Linked DNA regions of Homo sapiens: region 1 is linked to region 2. Evidence: read pairs that join two places in POLR2A ChIA-PET (ENCODE). Cell type or tissue: A673. All regions are shown on one strand. Region 1 overlaps CLYBL (citramalyl-CoA lyase). Region 2 overlaps PCCA (propionyl-CoA carboxylase subunit alpha).

Region 1 (5,000 bases), 410 kb after region 2:
TTTAAAAAAAGAAAATAAAAAAAGAAAAATTAATTTGAAAGAGAACCAAACAGCAGATTTAGAAGGAAAAAAACAGAGTCACTGAAATAGTAAGTAAATTAGATTACATATGGCCAATAAAAGAATTAGGGGCCGGGAGTCATGGCTCACACCTGTAATCCCAGCACTTTGGGAGGCTGAGGCGGGTGGATCACTTGCGGTCAAAGTTCGAGATCAGCCTAGCCAACATGGTGAAACCCCGTCTCTACTAAAAATACAGAAAATTAGCCAGGCGTGGTGGTGGGTGCCTGTAATCCCAGCTACTCAGGAGGCTTAAGCAGGAGAATCGCTTGAACCTGGGAGGTGGAGGTTGCAGTGGGCAGATATCACATCACTGCACTCCAGCCTGGGCGGCAAGAGTGAAACTCCATTTCAAAAAGAAAAAAAAAAAAAAAGAATTAGGGAACTACAGAATGGATGCGGGGAAATCATACAGGACATGGCACAGAGAAGTAGGAGATGGAAGATGTTAAGAAACGAGGGAACATGAGACCTTACAACAAATGCTAATGAGAGAATAGAAAGAATGAGGACTTATGACTGAGATGTTTTCAGAATGGAAAGAAGCATTTACATTCTCAGATTGAACAGCACAGTCAGGAGCCAGATAAACAATCACAAATCAACACCTAACACATAATAGTGAAACTATAGAACACATAGAGAGAAAAGACAGATTACCCATGAAAAAAGAACAATTTTTCTTCACAGCAGAATGTTACTAAGCAGCAAAATCAACCAAAAATTAATGGAATAGTATTTTCAAAGTATTGAGAGAATATAGCTTTTAGCCTTGAACGCAACTAAGCAATCATCCAAGAGGAAGGGCAAAATAAACACGTTCTCCATACAAAGGCTGAAGAAAGTTACTATTGTTAGACCTTTACTGAGAGAAGTGACCAATGGTATATTTCAGGATAAAAAGACTCAATCCAAAAGAAAAGAGTGGGATCCAAAGGAGCGATGGTGAGCAGAGAGTAAACATGTAAGTAAATCTAAATGAGCCAGCAATATCAATTATAATGTTGTCTCATTTAAAACAAAGTACTGAAAAAAAAATGAACCAAAAAGTTAAGTACTAGACTCTGATAACATGCTACACAGGGAATACGAAAGACTGGGAGTGAATATCAGAGCCAAAATATTCCGAGGCATTTTGATCAGAAGGAGAGCAGAGAAATATCCATTAACTTTAGACTCAAATAAAATATGCATATTAAATTTTAAATGTAATCACCAAAAGAAAAAATAGAATGTATAATTTCTAAATCAATAGGAAGAAATAAGCAAAGTAGAATAAATAAGAAAACTATAATAAAATAAATAAAACTTAAAAAAAATAAAGAGAACTAAGTACAATGAAAAGCAGGAAAAGGGGAAATACAGTAAGTAAACAGCATAGTATATAAAATTAGTAACATATGGTAGTAAAACCAAATTTGATTACATTAGCAATCACAACAAATGTGAACAGATTAAATATCCCTGCTAAAAGACCAAGATTACATTTAAAGAAAAAAAAAGTTTCAATTTAATACTGTTTATAAAAGATACACCTAAAACAGAAGGACACAGAATGGTTGAAAGTAAAAAATAAAAAGGTGATTAAAATAAAAAGATACTGTCAAGCCAGGTGCAGTGGCTCATGCCTGTAATCCCAGCACTTTGTGGGGCTGAGGTGGGTGGCTTGTCTGAGGTCAGGAGTTTGAGACCAGCCTGGCCAACGTAGTGAAACCCCATCTCTACTAAAAATACAAAAAATTAGCTGGGTGTGGTGGCGGGCACCTGTAATCCAAGCTACTAGGGAGGCTGAGGCAGGAGAATCGCTTGAACCCAGGAGGTGGAGGTTGCAGTGAGCTGAGATAGCACCACTGCACTCCAGCCTGGGCAACAAGAGCAAAACTCCGTCTCCAAAAAATATATATATATATTGTCAGGTGATGCCTGTTTTGTTTCTTGATGTGACTGGCATAGAACAGGTTCTTGGCTGGACATGGTGGCTCACGCCTAATCCCAGCACTTTGGGAGGCCAAGGCAGTAGAATCACTTGAGGTCAGGAGTTTGAGACCAGCCTGAGTAACACAGCAAGACTCCATCTCATAATTAATAAATAAATAAATAATTCAGCCAGGCTTGGTGGTGCCTGCCTGTAGTCTCAGCTACTCAGAAGGCTGAGGCAGGGAGATCATGTGAGCCCAGGAGGTGAAGGTTGCCGTGATCTCACCACTGTACTCCAGCCTGGGTAACAGAGAGAGACCCTGTCTTAAAAAAAAAAAAAAAATAGGCCTTGTGTGGTGGTTCATGCCTGTAATCCCAGCACTTTGGGAGGCCAAACAGGCAGCTTACCTGAGGTTGGGAGTTCAAGACCAGCCTGACCAACATGGAGAAACCCCATGTAGGAGAAATCTCTACTAAAAATACAAAATAAGCCAGGCGTGGTGGTGCATGCCTGTAATCCCAGCTACTGGGGAGGCTGAGGCAAGAGAATCGCTTGAACCTAGGAGGCGGAGGTTGCAGTGAGCTGAGATCATGCCACTGCACTCCAGCCTGGGCAACAAGAGCGAAACTCTGCTCAGAAAAAAAAAAAATTCTCAACAGGTATTGCTGAGTGAGTGACTGAATTAATTAATATCAAACAAGATAGAAACTAGGGCAAAAACATTCTCAGGATAAAGAAGATCATTATCTAATGATAAAAAGAACATTTTATCAGAAAAATATTTCTCAAATTGCAGACATCTGAAATAAACAATAAAATTATTAGAATTACAGAAGTAATTGATAAACTCACAACCAGAAGCAGAAATGGATAGATCTAATGGACATAAATTTAGTAAGACTTGAACAGCACCTGAAGAAGCACTGCCTCATAGACACGAGTCCAGGAAATACCAGCCCAAATATGCTGAATTGGTTTGCTGGTTACTTCAAGCTGAAGGCATTTGGGAAATAGCAAATGCAGAGGGGCTTTTCCTGAATCTCCCTTATCCAGTGAAATGCAGATTCTCCAGAAGGAAGCCAATTGTCATGAAAACCCTCTCTAGGTTTTTTTTTTTTTTTCTTTTTTTTAATCTATCAGGGGAGGTTAACAGGCAACAGGAGTCAAACCTAGAAGAGGCTGGAACTTGGCACCTGGTCCGGACAGGCTACTGCCTATTTTTGCAAAAGCCCATGCCCCTTTTCATAATCATTTACTCCCTAAGTGACCCCTACTTATCTCCCCATTCCCCTAGGAAGGGTGTAGAAAAGCTTCTGAGGCTGGGAGAGGTAGCTAATGCCTATAGTTTCAGTACTTTGGGAGGCCCAGGCAGGAGGATCACTTGAGCCCAGGAGTTATAGACCAGCCTGGGCAACTTAGGGAGACCCTGTCTCTACAAAACAAAAACAAAAACAAAAGCAAACAAACAAAAAACAGTAAGAGAATGCTAAAAACAACTTTATGGCAATAAACTTAAAAACAGAGAATGTGAACTATATTCCAGATAAATATAAGTAATCAAAAGTACTGTAATTCAATAAATGAAAGCTAGGAAATCTGAAGTGATCCTATGTTATTAAATATGCTGCATTAGTAGTCAAGACAGATACACACACACACACATACACACCCAAGTTGTACAGATAATTTCTAACAAGTTTTAACAAAAGCCTTTAAGAAACAGATTACTCAAGGCAGTGAATTCACAGTGGCTCACCCATGGAATCCCAGCATTTTGGGAGGCTGAGGTGGGAGGATCACTTGAGCCCAGGAGTCTGAGACCAGCCTGGGCAATATGGCAAAACCCCATCACTACAAAAAATACAAAAATTAGCCAGGCATGGTGGCGTGTACCTGTAGTCCCAGTTACACAGGAGGCTGAGGCAGGAGGATCCGGGGAGCCTGGGAGGCAGAGGATGCAGTGAACTGAGATCGTGCCACTGCACTCCAGCCTAGGCAACAGACCGAGACCCTGCCTCAAAAAAATAAAAAATAATTCTTTTTTTTTTTTTTTTTTTTTCTAATTTTTTTGAGATAGAGTCTCACTCTGTCGCCCAGGCTGGAGTGCAACGGCATGATCTCAGCTCACTGCAACTTCTGCCTCCTGGGTTCTAGCAATTCTCCTGCCTCAGCCTCCCGAGTAGCTGGAATTGCATGTGTGCACCACCACACCCAGCTAATTTTTGAATTTTTAGTAGAGACGGGGTTTCACCATGTTGTCCAGGCTGGTTTTGAACTCCTAACCTCAGGTGATCCACCTGCTTCAGCCTCCCAAAGTGCTGGGATTACAGGCGTAAGCCACCATGCCAGCCCAAGAAACAGATAATTCATATCTTATACAAGCGGTTCAAGAAATTAAAGAGGGGGGCTGGGCGTGGTGGCTCACGCCTGTAATCCCAGCTCTTTGCGAGGCCAAGGTGGGCGGATTACCTGAGGTCAGGAGTTTGAGACCAGCCTGACCAACATGGAGAAACCCCGTCTCTACTAAAAATACAAAATTAGCTGGACGTGGTGGCACATGCCTGTAATCCCAGCTACTTGGGAGGCTGAGGCAGGAGAATCGCTTGAACCTGGGAGGCAGAGGTTGCGGTGAGCCAAGATCGTGCCATTGCACTCCAGCCTGGGCAACAAGAGCTAAACTCCGTCTCAAAAAAAAAAAAAAAAAAAAAGAAAAGAAAAGAAATTAAAGTAAGAGGGAAAGTTTCCCACATAATTTTTTCCCAATTCATTTCTGAAAAAAGCATAAAAACTGAAGGAGGCAAAAACAAGTATAGGCTGGGCGTGGTGGCTCACGCCTGTAATCCCAGCACTTTGGGAGGCCGAGGTGGGTGGATCACCTGAGGTCAGGAGTTTGAGACCAGCCTGACCAACATGGTGAAACCCTGTCTCTATTAAAAATATAAAAATTACCCAGGCATGGTGGCAGATGCCTGTTATCCCAGCTACTTGGGAGGCTTAGGCAGGAGAATCATTTGGACCCGGG
Region 2 (5,000 bases):
TCAGTAAGATAGGACTTCTGATCCTTCCCAAATAGCTGCTTAGAGAAAAATAAATCCATGATTAGGTGCTTTTTCATAACAGCAGGTACTAATTACACTGAAATACATAAATTCCCTTTAAAACCATGTTGTTTAAGTTTACCAGAAATTATAAAATAAACAAAACCAAAAAGATATATTAATACAATATTTCACTTTTTTCTTAATTTAAAATTTTAGTATAAGTAAAAAGTAACTTCAGTATAAGTTATTAACAAAAAATTCAGAAAGTCTTAAGACATCTCCTTAACGTTTTATAAAAGAAAATATCCACAAGTCACTTCCCACAGATTAAAAAAAGCTGGATGGTTTTATTGAATTTAAATAGCAAGGTACATGAACATACAAATGAATAAGTCATACATGAAGATACTGATATAAATCCTGCCCAAATATAATTTTTGCCTGACTGCTAAATAAAGTCATAGTCCATCTTGACTGGAATGACTAGTTTACCTTTAACTCCGGGTGGCTTAAGCTATCAGTCCTTTAAGAAGCTTTACTGGTTTTTGACAATTTAACCTGCTGAGCTCACAGCACCCATGGGAGGGTCTTGGTTGCAAGTTTTACTTCTGATGCTGCTGACCACTAATACTGACTCCATTGATAATGGATTTCAATAACAGCCATCCACAGGTTAACACTGAGTATTACCCATAACACTGCTTTAATTAAGTTAATACATGAAAGTCACAGTTTGGTAGAAAGTTTTATTAAATTTGGCAGTGCTCACAATAATAAAAAAAAATGGTGTTCATCTGTACAATAACTCTTTAAATTTGCCTAGAGATATAATCCAGTTTGCTCATGGATTTATGCTGCATTTCAATTTATTTTCTAAAAGGAATTCAATTTATTAGTTCCATTCCCCCAAAATACATACATTTCTAGCATTTCTAATAGATAGTTTCCTGACAGATAACCCCAACCATGCTGGGCACAGAATGGGTCTGTCTACCTGGCACAAAGAGACCCCCCGCTACAGCAAAGGAGGTTTCCACCCCCACCCCCAATTTAAATTCAAGCATTTTGATGGTGGAAAAGATTCATGCTTTGATTTGTCCATAGTTCATGTGTTAAATATTAATTTGTCTCTGAAATACTGGAATTATTTTTTCATCTTGAAAAGTAAAGACACATAAATTTCACTTTCAAACCCAAACCCTTTATGCATAGAAAACAAGCCAGAGAATATTTACACGAATATATGAAAGGGCAAAGCAAACATAGGTTTAAATGACTCTGTTAAAAAAAAAAGATACCATACTATAAACACAAATCACAGCACAGTTGACACAATTTTCTATTTTTATACATATAAGGAAATCTGAGGTTATTTTATGGAAAAGCAAACAATGGCTGAATTCAGCTCATATACATATTGAATTTGGCAATGATTGTGTTTTTTAAATACACAACCTGACAGGCACTATGGTAGATAATAATGAATCAGCATGGGAGCCATTTAACATACTTCTTGATTAACTCATTGCCTGTCCAATTCGTACACAGACATGCTTACATGTCATAATCGTCATAATTCCCATCATCCCCACCACTAACACTACAGCGCCTTGATTAGTCCACAACTCCCAGACGAGCCATTGCTAATGCTAAATAATTCTCTTCAGCCTCCTGCTACTATTCTGCAGGATCTCCAATTAAATATAGTATTAATGTGAACAAATACCTACCAGGAATCCCATCCTATTCCATTTTACCCAAAAATGCAGAGAAAATAATTTAGCCAAGTCAAAGATAATCAAAACACTTAAAATTGATACAGTATACTGTTTCTGCAAAATAAGTTTTTCCAAAGACAATAAAAGAAAAAAAGAAAAGGAAAAGAAATGTCTACACATCTTAAATGCTTTCTTCTCCTGGTTAGTTCTTTAATGAAAAGTCTATTGTTTTAAATTTGCATAGTAGGTACATTGTATTCTTAATCTAAAAAGATTTCTGAAAGCTAAGTTTTATAAGAAAAGTGAGCAATAGCAAGTTTTAAAGCCATTATGCCATTTTTTAAACCCTTTGATTACCTAATTACCAGACTCCCAGATTCAAAACCATATACTAAGGCAAACAATTCCTCCCTTCCCATTAAATGCAGTACTGCAGTCACTCTCCAGAGGCTTTGCCGTAAGACTTTTTGCTGTTGATAAGGAAAGTTAATATTGAAGAATGGCAACTATAAATACCTTTTGTAAGAATAAATTAAGAATCCTATAGATTTCCTATTGCAACCTAAATGTCTGGAAATATTTCTGATCTAATTAAGACCAACTGTGAAACATGGACCAGGACAGCCATCATCTTAAAATATCCTTTACTAAGAAAAGGCAGTTTAAGAAAATGTTACTGAAATATAACATTCTCAAGTACACACACACACACACACACACACACAAATAAAAGGTCACCTGATACTTTTCAGTTAACACCCCAAAAAAGTTTTCCAAGCCTGACTTTAGTCATTTGCTCCTATTTGAGGATCAGTGATAGGCATCAGCTCCAAACAAGTCCATTAACAATTTTTGTGAAATTAAAAAGAAAATGTTTAATTAAGAACCTTAACTCCTTTCCAAACAGAAAAAGTTTGAAAATATTCTGAAATCATGTAAAGGAGAAAAAATGCGTTTGAGGTTTTCACATTTAAGTTGCTTTCATCTCTATATACATCTAAGGTAAAACTGAAGATACACTGACAAAAATATAAATAAGTGTATGTATATACAGAGACATGTAAATATAAAAAATGAAATAAAGATATTCTAATAATCCCATAAAATGTTGAAAAGTTTAACCCTAAGGTCTTTTATACCTTAGTCTGCATTAATGTGTTCCATTTCCATTTACCTGATCATTACCCTCCAGTTTGTTCAGCTGGAACCAACATACACTAATTACTTAGACATCACCAAGTCCTATTCGTCCTCGGTCCCTCCCCAGACAGCAGGGACATATCATCAAGGGTAGGCATAAAAAGTGATGACTGCCCTCACCTTACTGTCAATCACCCCAGAGTGCTCACAGGAAACCCCACTCAATCTCATTATAGAATCCTGAGGCTGAGACTACAGTGCGCACCAGGGATCATCCTTTCAACAGCAGGCTGCCTGGGTAAGATGTGAGTCACAGTGAATACTTCCCTAATTTTAGGTTCTTGTTTCAACGTGGTAAAATCAGATATTTCTCATTTAAATCCAACATGACTGTACACAGACAAAGCAACAAAATATGTATAGATAGGTTCAATTTAGGAACGTAGATAGAGAATACAGTCAAAGGTTGAATGATTCTGTTGATATACAGAATCATTTTCCTCTTTGGGAATGAAGATTCTCAACTCTTTTCATTTAACCTGATGAGATCTCATTTTTTAAAAAATATCAAAACTTATTTTAGCAGTTTGATATAAATGTGACAATATATTTTACCATTTTTGTGGAAAGACATACTAGTCTTTATACTTAAAACATTCATTTGGAGAAGTACAACAATCTTAAATTCCCAAATTCTTTGCTCTCACTATTCACCAAACTAATGAAATGGGCCCATGTGTCCATTTAGAAACTCCTAGTCACTAAAGCCATTAAACATTTCTCATTCCTTATATTTCTTATCTTCTCTGAGATACCTAAAAATCTCAGTAAATTAGAGGCAAGCAATCCTAGAATTACCTTGTCTTCTAAATCCACATAATATTCATGAGACCCTCTTTAACAACTCAAAAATCCTCCCACATCATCCCACTGCCTAAAATCTAACAAATGTATTCCATAGACCTATGTCTTCTTGCTGACTTACAATGTATTAAAATGTATTTTAATATGTTAGGCTACTCCCCATCAATTTTCCTCAGAATTATCTAGGCTATTCTTGCATATTTACTCTTTGTCAATCCCCCCCCATTATGTTGTTATATTAGGATTTAATAGAAAATGTACAGAAAAGAGCATTTTTAAAAATCGGTTTCCCTATACAAAAATAAGAAGTCCTCATGTAAGTCCTAAAAATTTCATTTTAAATTCACATCATACAGTGTTTTATCATTTCCATTGCTTCTACGAGGTTACATTTCTTGTTGTATTTTCTACCTTATTGATATATAGGAAATTTATAGATTTATTTATATTTACTATTTAACCAACCACCAGAGATTTTTTCTGTTTCTAAAGAGTTATTCAGGGCCAGGTGCAGTGGCTCACGCCTGTAATCCCAGCACTTTGGGAAGCCGAGGAGGGTGGATCACCTGAGGTCAGTAGTTTGAGACCAGCCTGGCCAATATGGTGAAACCCCAACTCTACTAAAATACAAATCCTAGCCAGGCATGGTGGCAGGCACCTGTAATCCTAGCTACTCGGGAGGCTGAGGCATGAGAATGCTTGAACCTGTGAGGCGGAGGTTGCAATGAACCAAGATGGTGCCATTGCACTCCAGCCTGGACGACAGAGTGAGAATTTGTCTCAAAAGAAAAGGAGTTATTCAGTTCATTGTATAACTAGAAACTCAATACAATCTTCTTATTTTTGCCTTTCCTATCCACCAATTTATAGCTCTTGACTAACTGTATCACCTTGTACTTCTGGAATGCTATTTCAGAACACTTGTGGCAGAGACCTCATGAATGAGATCCTTCCCTTGCTCCTTCCACCATGTGAGGACACAGCAAGAAGGCTCCACTAAGAAACTAAGAAAGGAGCCCTCACCAGGGACAACATCTAACAGTGCCTCAATCTTGACTTATCAGCCTCCAGAACTATGAGAAATAAATTCCTGTTGTTTATAAGCCACCCAGACTATGACAATCCATAACAAGCCTGAACAGACTAGGCCAGTGACCAAGAAAAAAGGGAAGGCTCAAATGTCTAAATTTAGGAATGAAAGAGGAGACATTACTACTGACCTTATAAAATAAAAATAAGAAAATACTATACCAATAAGCTAGAAACTTTGATGAA

What was found. ChIA-PET counts read pairs that join two places held together with the same protein. Peaks named below come from ENCODE experiments on the same cell type or tissue, not always from the same donor. Only the 100,000 strongest peaks of a DNase experiment are listed, where the experiment ranks them.
Region 1: POLR2A ChIA-PET joins it to region 2 with 5 read pairs; 4 of 35 experiments call an interaction of 5 or more read pairs at or near these places.

The regions. Positions count from the first base shown.
Region 1 is chr13:99,716,474-99,721,473 of GRCh38, reverse strand. All of the region lies in intron 1 of CLYBL (citramalyl-CoA lyase), which reads right to left. Among named protein-coding and RNA genes, the nearest start is that of CLYBL-AS1, 10 kb to the left of the region's middle. RefSeq lists an enhancer at 4,049-4,838. In A673, no CTCF peak of the experiment used is centred here; no DNase peak of the experiment used is centred here.
Region 2 is chr13:100,122,582-100,127,581 of GRCh38, reverse strand. The region is part of intron 4 of PCCA (propionyl-CoA carboxylase subunit alpha); the gene reads right to left. Among named protein-coding and RNA genes, the nearest start is that of PCCA, 36 kb to the right of the region's middle. In A673, no CTCF peak of the experiment used is centred here; a DNase peak (open chromatin) is centred at 3,101.